Linked DNA regions of Homo sapiens: region 2 is linked to region 1. A link is an interaction called in ENCODE POLR2A ChIA-PET data of the cell type or tissue named here. Cell type or tissue: PC-9. All regions are shown on one strand. Each heading gives the region's core, and the rest is flanking DNA. Links, peaks and the distances in the headings are about the cores only.

The links. Peaks named below come from ENCODE experiments on the same cell type or tissue, not always from the same donor. Only the 100,000 strongest peaks of a DNase experiment are listed, where the experiment ranks them.
Region 2: POLR2A ChIA-PET joins it to region 1 with 14 read pairs; 4 of 35 experiments call an interaction of 5 or more read pairs at or near these places.

Annotation. Positions count from the first base shown.
Region 1 is chr16:28,962,172-28,972,707 of GRCh38, reverse strand. It overlaps NFATC2IP (nuclear factor of activated T cells 2 interacting protein), which reads right to left. Exons shown (of 8, transcript NM_032815.4): 8 at 5,616-9,003. The coding sequence ends at 8,845. NFATC2IP-AS1 (NFATC2IP antisense RNA 1) reads left to right here and starts at 6,264. Exons shown (of 2, transcript NR_186408.1): 1 at 6,264-6,292. RefSeq lists a silencer at 10,193-10,401. In PC-9, for the core only: no CTCF peak of the experiment used is centred there; no DNase peak of the experiment used is centred there.
Region 2 is chr16:28,891,126-28,901,661 of GRCh38, reverse strand. It overlaps ATP2A1 (ATPase sarcoplasmic/endoplasmic reticulum Ca2+ transporting 1), which reads right to left. Exons shown (of 23, transcript NM_004320.6): 10 at 7,419-7,507; 11 at 7,055-7,157; 12 at 6,709-6,840; 13 at 3,537-3,662; 14 at 3,211-3,429; 15 at 746-1,081. Among named protein-coding and RNA genes, the nearest start is that of ATP2A1-AS1, 16 kb to the right of the region's middle. In PC-9, for the core only: no CTCF peak of the experiment used is centred there; no DNase peak of the experiment used is centred there.

The DNA of each region.
Region 1 (10,536 bases), core at 1,555-9,554:
GCATAATCTATTCATACAACGGGAATAGCTTAACAAGAAAAAGGAATGAACTGTCAGAGACGTTCGGACCAGAGTGACTCCATCTTGAGTGACGGTTAGGAAAATAAGGCTGGGACTTGCTGGACTGAATTACAGAAAGTAAGGCATTCCTAGACTCGACATGTTTATGGTTAAGGAAACAATAACGTTTACTAGGCCGGGCGCAGTGGCTCACGCCTGTAATCCCAACACTTTGGGAGGGCGAGGCGGGTGGATCACAAGGTCAGGAGTTCAAGACCAGCCTGGCCAAGATGGTGAAAACCCATCTCTACTAAAAACACACACAAAAAATTAGCCAGACGTGGTGGTGGGCGTCTGCAATCCCAGCTACTCGGGAGGTTGAGGCAGAGAACTGCTTGAACCCAGGGGGCAGAGGCTGCAGTGAGCCGAGATTGTGCCACTGCACTCCAGCCTGGGCAACCGTGTGAGACACCGTCTCAAAAAAAAAAAAAAAAAATTAGCCGGGCATGGTAGCACACACCTGTAATCCCAACTACTCAGGAGGCTGAGGCAGAAGAATCACTTGAACCTGGGAGGCAGAGGCTGCAGTGAGTTGAGAGAGCACCACTGCACTCCCACCCGGGCAACAAGAGCAAAACTCCATCTCAAATAATAATAATATAATGTTTACTAAACAGACCCAGACTTGGGAGTGTCCAGATATCCCAATATATGGAGAACAAAGCATTCCTAATTTTGCTTTAAAGATAACAATATTGATTCTTGCTAAATATAGTAATTAAGAAAATTAGCCGGGCGCAGTGGCTTATGCCTGTAATCCCAGCACTTTGGGAGGTCAAGGCAGGCGGATCACGAGGTCAGGAGTTCAAGGCCAGCCTGGCCAACATGGTGAAACCCCATCTCTACTAAAAATACAAAAATTAGCTGGGCATAGTGGCGTGTTCCTGTAATCCCAGCTACTCAGGAGGCTGAGGCAGGAGAATTGCTTAAATTGGGACCCAGGAGGCGGAGGTTGCAGTGAGCCAAGATCGTGCCACAGCACTCCAGCCTGGGCGACAGAGCGAGACTCCATCTCAAAAAAAAAAAAAAAAAAAATCCTTTATCACAAACCCTTGTAGCAGAGCACATCTCCCCATATATATGAGTCTTGTACATAAGGTGGATGCCTTCCCCTTCTTACTTTCAGGAATGTCCTACTCTGTCTATGGAGTAGCTGTACTTTCACCAGTTTACTTTTTTTTTTTTTTTTTTTTGAGACGGAGTCTCACTCTGTAGCCCAGGCTGGAGTGCAATGGCATGATCTCAGCTCACTGTAACCTCTGCCTCCCAGGTTCAAGTGAGTCTCCTGCCTCAGCCTCCCAAGTAGCTGACATTATAGGCCCCAACCATCTCGCCCAGCTAATTTTTGTATTTTTAGTAAAGATAGGGTTTCGCCATGTTGGCCAGGCTGGTCTTGAACTCCTGACCTCAGGTGATCCGCCCACCTCAGCCTCCCAAAGTGCTAGGATTACAGGTGTGAGCCACTGTGCCCGGCCCAGTTTACTTTCTTAATAAACTTGCTTTTACTTCACACTGTGGACTCACCCTGAATTCTTTCTTGCACGAGATCCAAGAACCTTCACTTGGGGTCTGGATCGGGACCCCTGTCCTGTAACAGAACTACTGATACAAACGCAGAAACATTGTGTTAAGTAAAAGAAGCCAGACACAAAACACTGCATACTGTTATTCCATTTATATGAACATCCAGAGAAGGCAAAAGTAAGGTGACAGAAAGCAGATTAGTGGTTGCCTGGGGTCATGGGCAAGAGAAGGAAACTTTTGCACAACCGTGTACATCTACCAAAACTCACTGAAGGCCAGGCATGGTGGCTCATGCCTGTAATTCCAGCACTTAGGGAGGCTGAAATGGGAAGATGTTTGAGGCCAGGAGTTTGAGGCTGCAGTGAACTATGATTGCGCCACTGCACTCCAGCCTGGGTGACAGAGCAAGACCCTGTCTCTACATAAATAATTTTTTGAAAAAATTCACTGAACTGTATGCTTAAAATGAGTCAATGTTTAGGCATATTAATTAAACTACAATAGGCCGGGAGTGGTGGTTCACGCCTGTAATCCCAGCACTTTGGCAGGAGGATCACTTGAGTTCAGGAGTTTGAGACCAGCCTGGCCAACATGGGGAAACCCTGTCTCTATTAAAAATACAAAGATTAGCCAGGCGTGGTGGTGAACACCTGTAATCCTAACTACTTGGGAGGCTGAGGCAGGAGAATCGCTTGAACCTCACTGCAGAGGTTGCAGTGAGCCAAGATCGCGCCACTGCACTCCAGCCTGGACAACAGACTGAGACTCCGTCTCAAAAAAAAAAAACAAAGAAAAAACCAAAGAAAATATCATTCTGGCTGCAGCATGGAAGATGGATTTGAGAGGCCAGAGGGGAAACAGCCACCCGTGAAGCGGCTGTGGCACTAGCCTAGGCTGCAGGCAGTGGTGGCTTGGCCTAGGACAGCATGGAGACGGGCAGAGGGAGCTGATTTGGGAGGGAGCTGGGGCTATTAAGTTGAACGGGTGATGCAGTGGGTGTGGGGGATGAAAAGGGATCAAGAGTGAAGCTTTTCTGGCTCACGCAGAGATGGATGATGCTGGGATTCTTTGAGACAGGAGTTTAATCATTCAACAAACATTTGTTAGGATACTACTGTGTCAAGGTGTCAGACACCAAGCAAGAGACTTTTTTGAGATGGGGTCTTGCTCTGTTGCCCAGGCTGGTGTGCAGTGGCACAATCACAGCTCACTACAGTCTCGAACTCCTGGGCTCAAGCAATCCTCCCACCTCAGCCTCCTTCCTGAGTAGCTGGGACTACAGGCATGCACCACACACTTGGCTAATTTTTTTTATGTTTGTAGAGATGGGGTCTCACTAGATTGCCCAGGCTGGTCTGGAACTCCTGGCCTCAAGTGATCCTCCCACCTCAGCCCCCTGAAGTGCTGGGATTACAGGCATGAGCCACTGCGGCCCAGCCAAGAGATTTTTAAGAAGAGTTTATTTTCAAGGAACTTACAGTCCCATAGGGAAGCAAAACCTGGATGCGTGGATGGGTGTACCAAGCCAGACTCCAAGCAGAGGTGGGACACACAAAAGACAATGTGACCAGTCCTACGAGGAGCCTTATGGAAGAACTGACCCTGAGTTGGAGGGGGTGACAGGGGTAGGGAGGTGGGAGACAGTAAAGGCATAGAGAAAAAAAGGCAAAATGGTATGTTGCAACTTCAAGTATGATCAGCTACATTGCCATCACTTGGGACCTTGCTGGAAATGCAGCATCTCACGCCCCACCTGAGCTGCTGATCCAGCATCTGCACACTAACAAGGTCCCCAGACAACCTGTGTGCACACTGACGAGAGTCTCTGGTCTCCTTGAGAATTCTGAGCCATACATCAGACCCACCTGCATCTACACCGGGCTGTGCAATGGGAGGCCCTGTGGTCTAGAGCACGTTCATTCATCTTTCTAAGCTTCTGTCTTTTTTTTTTGAGACAGCGTCTCACTCTCTCGCCCAGGCTGGAGTGCAGTGGTGCGATCTCAGCTCACTGCAACCTCTGCCTCCCAGGTCCAAGCAATTATCCTGCCTCAGCCTCCCAAGTAGCTGGGACTACAGGCGTGCATCACCATACCTGGTTTTTTTTTCTTTCTTTTTGTAGAGATAGGGTCTCACCATGTTGGCCAGGGTGGTCTTGAACTTCTGACCTCAAATGATCCATCCGTTTAGGCCTCCCAAAGTGCTGGGATTACAGGCGTGAGCCACTGTGCCCAGCCCTAAGCTTCTGTTTTTCTTCTGTAAAATGGGAATAAGAACACCTACCTCACAGGATTGCTCTGAGGATGAATAAGGTTATGAAAAGAGCCAAGGTTGGTATGTGGCACTGAGTAAAGGAGCATTAAAGTTTCAAGGGTCTCTAATCAGGAGAGTTTGAGGAAGATTATCCAGAGCCAGCTGCAGTGGTTCACACCTGTAATCCCAGCACTTTGGGAGGCCAAGGCAGGAAAATTGCTTGAGGCCAGGAGTTCCAGACCAGCTTGGGAAACCTAGGGAGAGTCCATCTCTACACAAAAGTTTAACAATTAGCAGGTGTGTTGTCATTCACCTGTAGTCCCAGCTACTCAGGAGACTCGGGAGGATTGCTTGAGTCCACAAGATCGAGGCTGCAGTGAGCTATGATAGCACCACTACACTCCAGCCTGGGTGACAGAGAAGACCCTATCTCAAGAAAACAAAACAAGGCTGGGAACGATGGCTCACACCTATAATCCCAGCACTTTGGGAGGCAGAGGCAGGCAGACTGCTTGAGCTCAGCAGTTCAAGATCAGCCTGGGCAACATAGTGAGATCCTACCTCTACAAAAGATACAAAAAAATTAGGTGGGCATGCTGTCATGCACCTGTGATCCCAGCTAATCAGGAGGCTGAGGTGGGAGGATCACTTGAGCCCCGGAGGCAGAGGTTGCAGTGAGCCGAGATCACACCACTGCACTCCAGCCTGGGTGATAGAACAAGACCCTATAAAAAAAAAAAAAGAAGAAAAGAAAAAGAAAAAGAAAAAGAAAGATCACCCTAGATATTCTTTTAGACATGTGAAAGGATGAACAATCTCATCATAAAAGATAAAGAAATGCAGTCTTTCCCATACCCTTCCCAGATTAAGTCAGGGGAAGGTATGAGGAAACTGGAACCTTCCAGCACTTGCTAGGGGACATGTAAAAATGTACAGGCACTTTGGTTAGCAATCTAACAGTATTCAAGAATTAGTGACCAGTGATTCCACTATCAGATGGAAGCCCCCGAGAAAAATCCCACACAGGTACCCCAAAGGGAACACTACATTGCTTGCAATAGCAACATCCTGGAATTTGAACTGGGTTTGGTTATAAGTGGTAGAAACCCTAAAATAAGTGATTTAAAGAGGGGCAGCAGTCCCTCCTTCATGTGAAAGCCGAGGTCAGCACTGCCAGGCCAATGAGGTGCTACATGGATGCTGTGATCCAGGCGCCTTCCCTCACCATCCTGGCCCATGTGGTTTCTGTTCCAGAGGTCACCTTAAGTCAGTAGGGCTGCTCCACTTCCAGTAAGCAGGCAGGAGGCAAGTGAAAGAGAGGGGACAAGCTGCCCGCTATGCACACTTCTGGGAAGTGATACCCCATTCCACTTACACCCCAGGAGCCTGTATTGGCACTTGGCTACATCTAGCTACAGTGGAAGCCAGGAAGTACTGTCTTAATTTTTTTTTTTTTTTGAGACAGGGTCTTGATTGTTGCCCAGGCTGGAGTGGGTTGGCACAACCATAGCTCACTGCAACCTCAACCTCCTGGGTTCAAGCGATCCTCCCACGTCAGCCTCCCAGGGTGCTAGGTAGATTCCAGGTGTGTGCCCCCATGCCTGGCCACTGTTTTTATTCTGAGTGTCTCTGTGCCTCGCTAAAAACCATGGGTTCTAGTACCACAGAAGGAGGAAGAATGGATGTGAAGGAATAAGGATCTTATTCCTGTCTCTGTCACAAGGATCTTAGTGGGGGTCACATGAGGGCCACAAAGACAAAAATCCTCCAGTATACACAAGTTGAACATATTGCCATTTATTTTGTTGAGGTTAAACATATAATTTTAACGTATTCAAACTTATTAATGGACATTTAAAAAGCTGAAAAAGTGAAGAGCTGTACCATGTCGTGGATTATTTTAATGTCATAAAATTCAAAGGAATGCCACATTTCAATAAAACATTTTAAGAAGTTGACATACTTTTATTAGAATCATGCAAATATTAGAGAAAGGTTAATGGCTTTTTTTTTAGTAGACATTACTGAGAAAACTGGCTCATTATATCACAAAAAGTGAAACTTGGATCTCATATATAAAGGTGTATTTCACTGAATTTTTTTTTTTTTTTTTGAGACAGAGTTTCCACTCTTGTCGCCCAGGCTGGAGTGCAATGGCGCGATCTTGGCTCACTGCAACCTCTGCCTCCTGGGTTCAAGCGATTCTCCTGCCTCAGCCTCCCGAAGTAACTGGGATTACAGGCGCCTGCCACCACACCTAGCTCATTTTTTTTTTTTTTTTTTTTTGTATTTTCAGTAGAGACAAGGTTTCAGTCTTGAATTCCTAACCTCCGGTGATCCACCTGCCTCAGCCTCCCAAAGTTCTGGGATTACAGGCATGAGAAACCATGCCCAGCCGATTTCTCTCATTTTTTTTTTTTTTTTTTTTTAAGAGACAAGGTCTCGCTGTGTTGCCCAGGCTGGTCTCAAACTCCTGGGCTCAAGCAATCCTCCTGCCTTGGCCTCCTGAGTACAAAAGTGCATCTCAAATAGTTTTAAAATGATGTGCAATATTTAGCAACCAGTACAGCCCAGCATCAACCAATTAGAAGAAGTGTCTGACTGTTGAGAACAGATGCAGCCAAGGTGTCACCCCGGTGTGTACCAGCTGGACTTCAGCACTGTGTAGTGTTCTCAATATGAAAGGAAAAGCTGAACAGCTAACAGGAGAAGATGTAAAATATCTTAACAACTCTATTAAATAAGCAATCAAAAAGCAACCAACTGCAGAACAAGATAATTCATACTGTCTACATTAAAATTAAAATTTTCTTTTTTTTTTGAGACAAAGTCTCTCTGTCACTCAGGCTGATGTGCAGTGGCACTGTCTCTGTTCACTGCAGCCTCCACCTCCCGGGTTCAAGTGATTCTCCTGCCTCTGCCTCCTGAGTAGCTGGGATTACAAGCATGCGCCACTGCACCCAGCTAATTTTTGTATTTTTAGTAGAGATGGGATTTCACCAAGTTGGTCAGGGTGGTCTTGAACTCCTGGCCTCAAGTGATCCACCCACCCCGGCCACCGAAAGTGCTGGGATTACAGACCTGAGCCATCACGCCTAGCCAAAATTAAGAATTTCTGTTCAGTGACGGATACCCCTAGATACAAAGAAAATTTCAATTTTTTCCCCTTTAAATCTTTTTTTTGAGTGGAGCCTTGCTCTGTCGCCAGGCTGGAGTGCAGTGGTGGAACCTTGGCTCACTGCAATCTCCGCCTCCTGGGTTTAAGCGATTCCCCTGCCTCAGCCTCCAGAGTAGCTGGGACTACAGGTGTGCGCCACCATGCCCAGCTAATTTTTTGTATTTTAGTAGAGACGGGGTTTCACCATGTTGGCCAGGAGGGTCTCAATCTCCTGCCCTCATGATCTGCCCGCCTTGGCCTCCCAAAGCCCCCTTTTTAATTTTTTTTTGTAGAGACGAGGTCTCGCTATGTTGCCCAGGCTAGTCTCGAACTCCTGGGCTGCAGCGATCCTTCTGCCTGGGCCTCCCAAAGTGCTGGGATTACCAGTGAACCTCCATACCCAGCCCAAATATGCATTCTTGGAATTATCTGCAATTGCCCAAGAATGTACAAGCAACTCCTGAGAATAAACCAAAAAAGATAAGAAACTCCATGAGAAAATGGGCAATGCACAGGAAGGGAAACCAGAAAGGCTAAGTGAAAAAATTCCCCAAATTAATGCTGATCAGATGAATGTATGTTAAAGCACTGCACCACTATCTACCCATGAGACTGGCAAAAATTAGGTAGTCTGGCAATACAAGTGCTGGCAAGGATAAGGAGAAAAGGGCGGCCTCAAGTAGGAGGGTCAGTCACCGTTCTAAAGAAAATCTGGAAAACCAAAGAGAAACTGACCTCTGTGACCTATAGGCCCATCCTGGGTACACATGCCACACAAGCACAGAAGGGAACACACGAAAGGATGTTTATCGTGGCCTGTATCCGGTGCCAAGGGGTCAGGGGCACCCAGGTGTCCCCCACTTTAGGCAATGTGTGTAAACTGCAATTGACATTGTGGAGTGCCACATGGCAGGTCAAAGCAATACTGCATTTCTAGAAGAGTCAATGGGGCTAGATCTTAGCACACATTGAGTGAAAACAGCATAAGACCTATTGCACAATAGCACTATGTACAGTAAAAGCACATATTCACACATGAAACGTGGTATTTTACAAATACATTCATATTCAAAGACATGGGTGCTTATGGGAGAGGATGGTGTAAAGAAAGGGAAAAAAGCCATAAAACCAGAGAATCTTTGCATGGGACTGTATTCCTGAGATCCCAAACCAAAGGGATGAATGTGCTGTTATGCCTTAAATGTGTGCACCAGGAAATGCAAACTAGAAAGGGTGGCTCTGAAGGGTCCTCAGGTGAGGAAGACCCCCAGGGCTGAGAATCCACCACCTTCATCCTTCAAAAGAGTACCTCAGTTGTCTGCTTACGCTTCAGCCAGCATGTGTGAGCTTGGTCATTTCCTGCAAGCCAGGCAACCACACCAGTGTATAAGCCTCAAGCAAATGTCACTCCCAAGCCCCAAATGGGACTAAGGCCTCTGCTGGGCTAGGCGTGGTGTAAATCCCAGGCCTGGAAGCTCCTACCCAACCCTCATTTGTTTCAACTCACTTTCAATATGTGCATAGTTTCATAAAGCAGACATTTCCATGAGGAAAAGAGGATGGTGGTGAAAGGGGAGGGGTGAAGGGACATCTCCAAGTCACAGAGGCTGCAAAACTCAGCATGACTTGTGGACGGAGCCACAGGCCACCCAGGGCAACAACACCCACATAACTCACCAAGTGGTTAACGGCTCTAAACCAGGGTCAACAGGAGAGGGGACAAAAGTCACTCCTTGATTTTGCTGCAGCTTAAAGATAAGTTCTACCTCAGCTTATGCTAGCCCTTATGGGGCAAAAAAGGGAAAGTCATTCTCCCCAAGTCCAGGCTGGGCCGTCAAACAGGGAGTGGGGTGTCAGCCCCAGACCTCAATGAGGTCCCCAGATTCCATGCCCAGGTCAGCTGGCAGCTCCCTGCCTGAAAGCTTTGTCCCATCAAAGAAGAAGGAGAGCTTCCGTCCCGACAGTCCCATGGCCTCCTCATAGTGGGACATGAGGGTCTTTAGAGGGGAATCCTGGATGGAGACAAAAGAAAATGGACGTCAGAACATGAAAGGGGGCGGGGATCCCGTAGGGATAGACGAGGAACTTGGGACAGGGAGGATGGCGGCAGGGGCGGAAACAATAAAGTCAGGGCCCCATGCGGGGAAAGGAGAGAGGACAAAGAAGCCAGCCCAGCCAGGCTCCTCTCTGGGAGCTGGGACGAATCCTGTCATCCCTCTGGGCTCCAAGTTGCTCAGGTAGAGGACGGGGGCCACGAGCCCAAGGCTTAGGGGTATAGGCTCTAAGTCAGGCAAGTCCTCCTAGCCTCAGCCTCCTTCCCTATGAAACAGAAGTGTGTACCAATGACTAAGAGAGCCCAGATTCTAGAGTGAGGATGAGTCGAGCTGGAGGCCAGGCTCTCCCACCTATTAGATATGTGACCTTAGAAAAATGTTACAGGTTATGTTCCCCAGAGAAGACACCTTGTGGTCTTAACCCCTGTTAAGTGTGAATGTGATGTGATTTGGAGACGGGGCCTTTGCAGATGCAATCAAGTTGAGGTTGTACTGGATTGGGACGAGTGCTAATGCCGTGGGACTGGTAGACAACTCACTGCAACCTCTGCCTCCTGGGTTCAAGCAATTCTCCTGCCTCAGCCTCCTGAGTAGCTGCAACTACAGGCACAGGCCACCACACCCAGCTAAGTTTTTGTATTTTTGGTAGAGACAGTTTCTCTGTTGCCCAAGCTGGTCTCAAACTTCCTGAGTTCAGATAAGCCACCCACTTTGGCCTCCCAAAGTGCTGGGATGACAGGCGTGAGCCCCCGCACCCAGCCTGGGACTGGTATGCTTATGGAACAGACACAGAAACAGACATGAGGGGAGAACACACGTGATGACAGAGGCAGAATGGAGTGCACCTGCAAGCCAAGAATGCCAAGGACTGTGGGCCGCCAGCAGGAGCCAGGAGGAGACAGGGCAGATTCCATGAAGAGACCCTGAGGGACTGCGTGATGTTGTCAAATATATATTTGGTCTTTGTATGTTTCCTGGTATAAAATTCCTAAAATCCCTGGGAAAGAGTTAAGTATCTTTTTGCATGCTAATGAGTTGACTGGTGGCTGGCAGCCCCTAGAGAGCTTCAGGAATGGTGCTGGTCACTAGAAAGACCAAGGTAGGATAAGACAGTTGGGACTTTTTCCCCACCCCTCAACCTCCAAGAAGGAGGGAGAGAGTGAAGGTTGAGTCACCACCAATAGCCCATGGTTTAATCAGTCATGCCTATATAACAAAGCTTCCATAAAAATCCAGAGGACAGGGTTTGGAGAACTTCCCAATAGTTGAACATGTGGTGATTCCTGGAGAATGGTGCCCAGGGAAGCTATGGAAGCTCTGCGCCCTTTTCCCATGCTGTGCCCTACACATCTCTTCATCTGTATCCTTTGTAACATCCTTTATAATAAACCAGTAAATGAAAGTAAGTGTCTCCCTGAGTTCTGTAAGCTGCTCTAGCAAATTAAACCCAAGGAGGGGGCGAGGTGCAGTGGCTCATGCCTGTAATCCCAA
Region 2 (10,536 bases), core at 1,024-9,023, 71 kb after region 1:
AGAACAAAGATCGGCACACTTTTTTTTTTGAGACGGAGTCTCACTCTGTCGCCCAGGCTGGAATGCAGTGGCGCAATCTCAGCTCACTGCAACCTCCGCCTCCCAGGTTCAAGCAGTTCTTCTGTCTCAGCCTCCTGAGTAACTGGGACTACAGGCATGTGCCACCACGCACGGCCAATTTTTGTATTTTTTGGTAGAGATGGGGTCTTGCCATGTTGTCCAGGCTGGTCTCAAACTCTTGACCTCAGGTGATCTGCCTGCCTCAGTCTCCTTAAGTTCTGGGATTACAGGCATGAGCCCCTCCGCCCACCTTTTTTTTTTTTTTTTTTTTTTGAGACAGGGTCTCACTCTATTGCCCAGGCTGAAGTGCAGTGGTGCAGTCATAACTTTCTGCACCCTCAAACTGTGCTCAAGTGATCCACCTCAGGCTCCCAAGTAGCTAGGACCACAAATATGTGCCACTGTGAGGCTAAATTTATTTTTAAAGTTTTGTTTTAGTAGAGATGAGGTCTTGCTATGTTGCCCAGGCTGGTCTCGAACTCCTGCTCAAGTGATCCGCCCACCTCAGCCTCCCAAAGTGCCAGGCCCAGCCCACAAATCCTCCTTCAGACTCTTCCTTGGGGTCTGAATCCCCACCCTTCTTGCATCTTACCAGGGCCCTCTGGCCCTGGGCCCCACTCTCCCCAGCACAGTCATCTGGTCATCTCCGTGGACACTAAGGCTGCAGCTGCCTGGGCCCTCTCACCATGGCTGTGATCTCATCGTAGGACTGCAGGTACTCCACAATCTTGGACTTGTGCGAGGGCTCCACACGGGCGAAGCAGCAGGCACGTCGGCAGGCTTCCCGCTGTTCAGCCAGGGGCAGGTCGTCGAACTCTCGGCCCGTGTAGGCGCGATCGGCCACCTCCTCGTTCTCCCCAAAGATGCCAATTCGCCGGCAGATGGCAATGGCTGTGCCCTTGTTGTCCCCAGTGATCATGATCACCCGGATCCCGGCGTCACGGCACAGCTGGATGGAGCCCGTGACCTCCTTGCGCGGAGGGTCCAGCATGCCCACTACACCCACGAATGTCAGGTCCGTCTGGGGAGATACAGCAGAGAGCCACAGGTCAGGTGGGGATCTGGAAAACTCCCCTGGAGGAAGCTGGTGGGGGGTGGGGATGGGGTGAAAGGTCAGGAAGTGGTGGGGAGGGGTGGGAAGCCTGAACCCTGGGCTTGCCGCCTCAGGGCCTGGTGTCAGACCTCAGTGGGGCCTTGGAAGCTCAGAGGCAGGAAACATCTCATTCATCTAAGCACCTGCAGGTGCTGATGGTGCCAGGCCCATCATGGGTCAGATCGTATCTTTTTTTTTTTGAGACAGGGTATTGCTCTGTCACCCAGGCTGGAGTGCAGTGGTACAACGGTGCGATCATAGCTCACTGCAGCCTCAATCTACCAGGCTCAAGCGATCCTCCTACCTCACCCTCCCAAGTAGCTGGGACTACAGGCATGCACCAACATGTCCAGCTAATTTTTTTTTTTTAATTTTTAGTAGAGAAAGGATCTTGCTATGTTGCCCAGGCTGGTCTCAAACTCCTGGGCTCAACAGATCCTCCAGCCTCGGCCTCCCAATGTGCTGCGATTACAGGCATAAGCTACCACGCCCAGCCCAAATCGTGTCTTTCCTTTTTTTTGTTTTTGTTTTTGTTTTGTTTTTTGAGATGGACTCTTGCTCTGTCACCCACGCTGGAGTGCAGTGGCAATGGCATGATCTCAGCTCACTGCAACCTCCACCTCCCAAGTTGAAGCGATTCTCCGCCTCAGCCTCCTGAGTAGCTGGGATTATAAGGGCGCACCACCACGCCTGGCTAATTTTTTTATTTTAGTAGAGACTTGGTTTTACCATGTTGGCCAGGTTGGTCTCAAACTCCTAACCTCAAGTGATCTGCCAGGCTTGGCCTCCCAAAGTGCTGGCATTATAGGTGTGAGCCCTGACACGTGGCCCCAAATTGTGTCTTTTTCGGGGGGGGGGGGGCGGGCGCAGGGGATGGAGTCTCGCTCTGTTGCCCAGGCTGGAGTGCAGTGGCACGATCTCTGCTCACTGCAACCTCCGCCTCCCAGGTTCAAGCGATTCTCCTGCCTCAGCCTCCAGAGTAGCTGGGATTACAGGTGCCCACCACCAAGCCCAGCTAATTTTTGTATTTTTAGTAGAGATGGAGTTTCACCATATTGGCCAGGCTGGTCTCAAACTCCTGACCTTGTGATCTGCCTGCCTTGGCCTCCCAAAATGCTGGGATTACAGATGGGAGCCACCATGCCCAGCCAAAATGTGTGTTTCATAGAAAGAACGTGAACTGGAAGTGAGGTACTGCTTTCTGCTTTTGGCAGTGCCACTACGTGACCCACAACTTAGAAGAAATCCTCTGTACAAAATGAAAGGAGGGACTGTGGTGCCATTCTGGCGCTGGTCTAGTAGAAGTAAGGAGTCTTTGCCAGAACACAGATCAACTGTCTCGAGACAGTCTTGCTACAGAAAACACAACAGCTGAACTCCCCTATGTGCTGAGTGGCATTGGCTCCTGTTCTGGTTCAAGTGGCTCACCTTGTTACCAACCACAGATCACATTTGCTAGATGATTCCCAAGGTTCATTCTTTCTCTCTTTTGTGTGTGTGTGTGTGTGTTTTTGTTTTTTGTTTTTAGAGACAGGGCCTTGCTTGTCATGCAGGCTGGAGTGCAGTGGTGGGATCATGGCTCACTGCAGCCTCCAACTCCTAGGTTCAAGTGATCCTCCCACCTCAGGCTCCCCAGTAGCTGGGTCTACAGGTGTGTGTCACCATGTCCAGTTCATCTCTTTTCTTTTAACATTTTTAAAAATGTATTTTACTTTTTACCCAGACCCCTATGAATTTAACCAGGTAATTAAAAAAATTTTTTTTTTAATAGAGATGGGGTTCTCACTTCATTGCCCAGGCTGGTCTTGAACTCCTGGGCTCAAGCGCTTTTCCCATCTCAGCTTCCCAAAGTGCTGAGATTACAGGTGTGAGTCACTGCACCCGGCCTCCCAAGGTTCTCTGAAACTCTACTGTCCTGTGATTCCATGGCCTGTACTAAGGAGCCATCAACTTGACTGACGAGGTAGGAAATGATCCGGGTGGTGGAGCTGTGAGTGGATGGCTGGGACCCGGCCCTTCACCAGCTCCACGACAGTGGGAGGCTCCCAGCTGCTTACCTCATACTCCAGGAACCTGGCAGAGTCATCCAGGACCATTTCCTCTCGCTTCGGGGGGGTGTCCCGGGTGGCCAGGGCCAAGCAGCGCAGGGTGTCCCGGCCAGTGCCCCACTCCTTGATCACCGCCATGATCTTTTCCTTCACCGGCCCCGTCAGTGGCACCCGGGTGGTGCCAACTCGCACATAGTTACAGCGGTCGATGACGCCCTCAGGGGCACCCTAGGAGACCAGAACAGCATTCAGAGACCACCACTTTCCTTCCAGGGCAGTGACAGGTGGCTAGGAGTAGGAAGAAGAGGGGGCTGAGGCACATTCCGATTTCTGACCTTGACAAACATCTTGTTGCCCACAGCAGCCCGGGAAGATTTGGCTGGGGAGCAATAGACAGACATGGACTTTCTGTCTCGGGAGAACTCCAGGGTGAATTCCTTCTTCATTAGCTGGCGGATCACCTGGAGAGGAGACAGGGAGGGGAGACCAGTCCTCTTAAAATGGTCAAAAAGAATCTGGAGGTCAGAGCAGACCCCAAGCTAAGGCTGAGACTAACACTAAGTCTGGTCCCTATAGCACAAAAGGAGAAAATCCCAAGGCTAGTGTTGCCACAGTGCTTCAGGGTCCTAGGTTAAAGCACAGAAGAAAAGGATGGCCTATTGTGGCACTGTCCCACAGAACTTTCATTATTGGCCAGGCGCGGTGGCTCATGCCTGTAATCCCAGCACTTCAGGAGGCTGAGGCGGGTGAATCACTTGAGGTCAGGAGTTCGAGACCAGCCTGGCCAACATGGTGAAACCCTGTCTCTACTAAAAATACAAAAATTAGCTGGGCAGAGATTGCAGTGAGCCAAGATCGCACCATTGTACTCCAGCCTGGGCGACAAAGCGAGACTCCGTCTCAGAAAAAAGAAAAAAAAACTTTCATTGTTTGTTTATTTATTTTTATTTACTTATTTTTTTCTTTAGAGACAGAGTCTTGCGCTGTCTCCTAGGCTGAAGTACAATGACGTGATCATAGCCCACTGTAGCCTTGGCTCTGGCAATCCTCCTGCCTCAGCCTCCCAGCCAGCTGAGTAGCTGGGACCACAGGTGTATGCCACCACTCCAGGCTAATTTTAAAAAAATGTTTTAGAGATAGAGTCTCCCTGTGTTGTCCAGCCTGGTCTCACTCGTGGCCTCAAGCAATCCTCTTGCCTTGGCCTCCTAAAGCATTGGGATTACAGGCATGAACCACCACACCTGGCCCTATAACTTTTAGTAATGATAGAAATGTTATGTGATCTGCACTGTACAATTGGTGCAACTGAGCAATTGCTGTGGAGCATTGGAGGTACTCTGTATATTATTTAATTTGAATTAATTTTTATTTATTTATATTGAGATGGAGTCTTGCTCTGTTGCTTAGGCTGGAGGGCAGTGGTGCAGTCTTGGCTCACTACCACCTCTGCCTCCCAGGTTCAAGCCATTCTCCTGCCTCAGCCCCCCAAGTAGCTGGGATTACAGGCACACGCCACCATGTCCAGCTAATTTTTGTATTTTTTAGTAGTAGACCAGCTTAACCAACATGGAGAAACCCCGTCTCTACTAAAAATACAAAATCAGCCAGGCGTGGTGGCACGTGCCTGTAATTCTAGCTACTCGGGAGGCTGAGGCAGGACAATCACTTGAACCCAGGATCACACCATTGCACTCCAGCCTGGGCAACAAGAGCAAAACTCTGTCTCAAAAAAAAAAAAAAAAAAAATGAAGGCCAGGCGCAGTGGCTCACGCCTGTAATCCCAGCACTTTGGGAGGCCGAGGCAGGCAGATCACGAGGTCAAGAGTTCAAGACCAGCCTGACCAACATGGGGAAACCCCATCTCTACTAAAAATACAAAAATTAGTTGGGCGTTGTGGCACATGCCTGTAATCTCAGCTATTCAGGAGGCCGAGGCAAGAGAATTGCTTGAACCCAGGAGGCGGAGGTTGCAGTGAGCCGAGATGGCCCCACTGCACTTCAGCCTGGGCAAAGCAGAGAGACTCCGTCTCAAAAAAAAAAACTCGTCTCTACTAAAAATACAGAAAGTTAGCTGGGCATTGTGGCTTGCATCTGTAATCCCAGCTACTAGGGAGGCTGAGGCAGGAGAATTGCTTGAACCCAGGAGGCGGAGGTTGTGGTGAGCTGAGATCATGCCACTGTACTCCAGAATGTGTGACACCGCAAGACTCTCAAAACAGACAGACAAACAAACAAACAAACAAACAAACAAAAAGAATGAAAGCCTTTTTCACCAAATGTATCATGGATACTTCTCCAAAAAATAAAACAAAAATAAAAAGAACAAAACATCAGTAGCCAGGAAAAGTGGTGCATGCCTGTAGCTTCATCTACTTGGAAGGCTGAGGCAGGAGGATGGTTTGAGCCCAGGAGTTCAAGGCTGCAGTGCGCTGTGATCACACCTATGAATAGCCATTGCACTCCAGCCTGGGCGACAGGCCAAGACCCCATCTCAAAAATAAATAAATAAAAATTTATGTTTGCATTATCATTTATAAATTTTAAAAATTAGTCCTCTATTGACAGGTATTTAAGTTGCTTTCAGTTTGTTTATTTTGGAGACAGGGTCTCCCTCTGTTGCCCAGGCTGGAGTGCAGTGGTGCAATCACTGCTTGCTGCAGCCTTGACCTCCTGGGCTCCAGCAGTCCTCACACCTTAGCCTTCCTAGTAGCTAGAGTACAGTTTTGCACCACCACACCCAACTAATTTTTTTCTTTTTTTTTTCTTTCTTTCTTTGTTTTTGTTTTCGTTTTTTTTTGTAGAGATGCGGGTCTCACTATGTTGCCCAGGCCGGTCTTAAACTCCTGGGCTCAAGTGATCCTCCCACCTCAGCCTCCCAGAATGCTGGGACTATAGGCGTGAGTCTCTGTGTCTGGCCCGCTTTTTTGTTATATTAAATAAAGTAGCAATGAGCATTTTGCATATACAAAAAAAGAGAGAAAGAGAGAAATGTGGGGAATATAATTCCCCAGAGAGAAGTGCTTAATGGAGACGTTCAGCAAGTATCAATAGCAATAACTGGGAGTGACAGTCCTAGAAGTGGCCGGGTTCATCTGGGCAAGGAAAGGCTTTCCCTATAGGTGCAGTAGCCACATTTCCCAAATCCTAAGTCAGGACTCATCATCTGCTGAAAACAAGTGTGCTTCTAGAAACAAAGGAATAACAGATGAAGTTGGGGCTGCTCCTGGATGGGTCCCTTGTGGTTTCCGTGTCCAGCTTTGTCCACTTCAAATCAGGACACAGCGGGCAGAAGTGATCATAGATTCATCAAGGGCATGGCCGCCAGGCAGCCCCAGGGACAATGGGTCCCACCCACATCAGCCTGTGGAGAAGCTGCAGGGGCTGTCTGCTGCCTGGGTGGGGTCCCAGCACAGGCACTAGGCTCTGCCCAACCAGGGCCTCTGCCTTCCTCTAGTCTATGCAGCATAGAGTGGAGACGGCCCTGTGGCAGGGGCTCCGCAGGCTCACCGAGTTGCAGGCGTTGGCTCTCTCCACCTTCGAGAGGCTTCTCACATCCGTGTTGAACACATTCATCTTCTCCACCAGGGTGGTGAGTGCTGTCTCGGTGGCCTCGCCGACCTTCTCATAGACACCTTTGGCCTGAGATGGGCAGAGGAGGAAGAGGAAGTCGGTGCCCCAGGCTCCTACCTGTCATACCCTCCTTCCACCTAGCGTAAGAAGGAAGCAAACCACTGCCTCCCTTGCACCCTGGCAGAGGGCTGGGTGTACTGGGTCCCCTTCCTCCAACCCTTTCCTCCTGGCCTTCGGAGGAGGCCCAGACTCTGAGCCAACTGGAAGGGGAAGGAGAGGTTACCTCGTTGAAGTCCAAGGAGGAGTCATTGCAGAGGGCACAGATGGTGGCCAGCTCCACCAGCCCGTCATACTGCCCTGGCCGGACTGGCTTATCATTCTTCAAGCTGGCAGCAGGGTCAGGGGAGGAAGGGACAGAGACAGTGGAGAAGAACAGGGAATGAGATGCAGAGAGGGCACAGGAAGAGCAGGCAGCAGAGGGTAAGGAAGGACAGTGGGGAGAGCCAACTCGGATATCAGGAGAGAGAACAAGGTCGGGGAGGAAGAGGAGAGTGAAAGGAGAGCAAAACCACATGGAGGGCCCCAGGGAGAAAGGGGGTGTGGGAAGGGGCGTGAGGAGCTGGGGAGAAGATGCCTGGGTGACTTACACCTCTCCCTCTGGAGCGTAAGTGGAGCCGGTGATGGAGAACTCATTCAGGAGGCAGATGTCCCCATCCACCTTGTCAATGATAAACATCTGCAGGGGAGAAGGGCAGGCACACAGATGTCCACCTCTTCCCATCCCAAGGTGGGCACCTGCATCAAGGGAGGCCTGCACTGCCAACACCTACCTTCCCACCATTTCCCTCCTACTCACCCCTCCTCATCCCCCCCGTATACCCTACCCACTTCCCACCAAGCTGTTGCAATCATTCTCTATCAACAGCCTTAAAACAATAGTTACTGAGGCTGGGCGAGGTGGCTCACACCTGTAATCCCAGCACTTTAGGAGGCTGAGGTGGGCGGATCACCTGTCAGGAGTGCAAGACCATCCTGGCCAACATGATGAAACCGTCTCTACTAAAAATACAAAAATTAGCCAGGTGTGGTGGTGCGCGCCTGTAATCCCAGCTACTCTGGAGGCTGAGGCAGGAGAATCGCTTGAACCTGGGAGGCAGAGGTTTCAGTGAGCCAGGATCGTGCCATTACACTCCAGCCTGGGCGACAAGAGCCAAACTCAAAAAAAAAAAAAAAAACAAAAAAAAACCCACAAACGAGTGACCGCAGGCTGTGCTGTGCTGGAGCTTCTGTAGACCAGTTAATAAAATAAGATGGAACACAATAAGGTATGGTGGGGACTGTGGCAAACAGCCCAACTATTGGCACCTGGACCATCTACAGCTCCAGCTGCATGTGGCCAGATCTTCCAGTTTTGCAGGAAGAGCTAGAAATTCAGGTTATCTTCCTATGAAATCTCTTGACTTTTTCTTTTTCTTTTTGTTTTTTAAGATAGGTTCTTGCTCTGTTGCCCAGGCTGGAGTACAGTGGTGTGATCATAGCTCATTGCAGCCTCAACCTCCCGGGCTCAAGTGATCCTCCCACCTCAGCCTACCCAAGTAGTTGGGGCCACAGGCACATGCCACCATGCCTGTCTCTCTTGCTCTCTCTCTCTCTCTTTTTTTTTTTTTTTGGTAGAAATTGGGTCTCACTATGTTGCCCAGGCTGGTTTTGAACTCCTGGGCTCAAGTGATCTTCCTGCCTTGGCCTCCCAAAGTGCTGGGAGTACAGGCACCCACCATGATGCTGGGAGTACAGGCAACTACCATGCCCAGCCTCTTGACTTTCAAATATATGGGCAATTCTTTTTTTTTTTTTTGGAGATGCAGTTTCACTCTTGTTGCCCAGGCTGGTGCAATCTCGGCTAACTGCAACCTCCGCCTCCTGGGTTCAAGTGATTCTCCTGCCTCAGCCTCCAGAGTAGCTGGGAGTACAGGCATACGCCACCACGCCCAGCTAATTTTGTATTTTTAGTAGAGACGGAATTTCGCCATGTTGGCCAGGCTGGTCCCGAACTCCTGACCTCAGGTGATCCACTCACCTTGGCCTCCCAAAGTGCTGGGATTACAGGCGTGAGAATTAATTCATTTTTATGAAACATGACAGGAGCCAAGTCACACGAGCCTGTGGTCTGGCTTTGTGGCCTGTGCGTTAGAGGGATGTGGAGAACGCAGTGCCCAGGAGGAGTGGCCTACCCTGAATCCTGGGCAAACGCAACAGAGACTGGGCTTTTCATTCCCGAGAAGAGAGATGGTTAAGATGGGTTCCAAGACAAAAAAGTTCTGTGGTCAGAAAAAAAACTTGGGAACCTCTGGGGCAAAGCAGAATCCGTCTTCTTTACACAGTCAGCCTCCTCTAAGGCTTTCAAATAGCAGCAGATGTTGTGGGTCTCGCCCAGGAGCCAAGGTTACAGCCTTTCTCACCCTGATCTGACCACACAGCCCTTGCTTCTCAGAACAGCAATTTCTAGTTCATGGGTGTAGTCTTCCACAAAACTCTGTGAAGGGCAGGGGTTCTTGGCCTGAGGTCAGTGGAAGACCCTGCAAGGAGCCCAAGAACTGAGATAGCCAAGAAAAAAACGACAGCTTTTCTTGTTCTCAAGCTGACGTTTGACATTTCCTTCCAGTTATGCATGTTGTCAACAGACCACATTAGTATTAGCAAAACCTGTGACTGTCACCAATTTAATCACAGATACTTTCCTCCTATCACATTACCACTGTTGCAGATCTCTCAAAATAGCATAATTTATGCTCACCACTGCTTCAACATTATGATAGTGCTTAGACCCACTGCGAGAACTCCCTAATTAATGCCTTAATAAAGAAGCATGTGTGTTGCCAAATTACAAAGTTGTTTTTAAAAATTTTGATAGAACTGTATTTCACAATCATTGGTTTCCTCTGTAACCCTATGTATCTTTCCTATGTATTTTTTTTTTACTTTTTTATTTTTGTTTTATTTTATTATTATTATTTTTTGAGACAAAGTCTCACTCTGTCGCCCAGGCTGGAGTGCAGTGGTGCAATCTCACCGCAACCTCCGCCTCCTGGGTTCAAGCGATTCTCCTGCCTCAGCCTCCCAAGTAGCTGGGATTACAGGTGCCCACCACAACGCCTGGCTAATTTTTTGTATTTTTAGTAGAGACTGGTTTTCACCATGTTGGCCAAGCTGACCTCAGGTAATCCGTCCGCCTTGGCCTCCCAAAGTGCTAGGATTACAGGTGTGAGCCACCGCATCTGGCTACTTTTTTTTTTTTTTTTTTGAGACGGAGTCTCGCTCTGTCGCCCAGGCTGGAGTGCAATGGCACGATCTCAGCTCACCGCCTCTGCCTTCCAGGTTCAAGCAATTCTCCTGCCTCAGCCTCCCAAGTAGCTGGGACTACAGGCATGTGCCACCACGCCCAGCTAATTTTGTATTTTAGTAGAGACAGGGTTTCTCCATGTTGGTCAGGCTGGTCTCGAACTCCTGACCTCAGGTGATCTGCTCACCTCGGCCTCCCAAAGTGCTGGGATTACAGTCGTGAGCCACTGCGTCAGGTCTTTTATATTTTTTTTCGAGATGGAGTTTTGCTTTTGTCGCCTAGGCTGGGGTGCAATGGCGCAATCTCAGCTCACTGCAACCTCCACCTCCTGGGTTCAAGTGATTCTCCTGCCTCAGCCTCCTTAGTAGCTAGGACTACAGGCATCTGCCAACACGCCCAACTAATTTTTGTATTTTTAGTAGAGA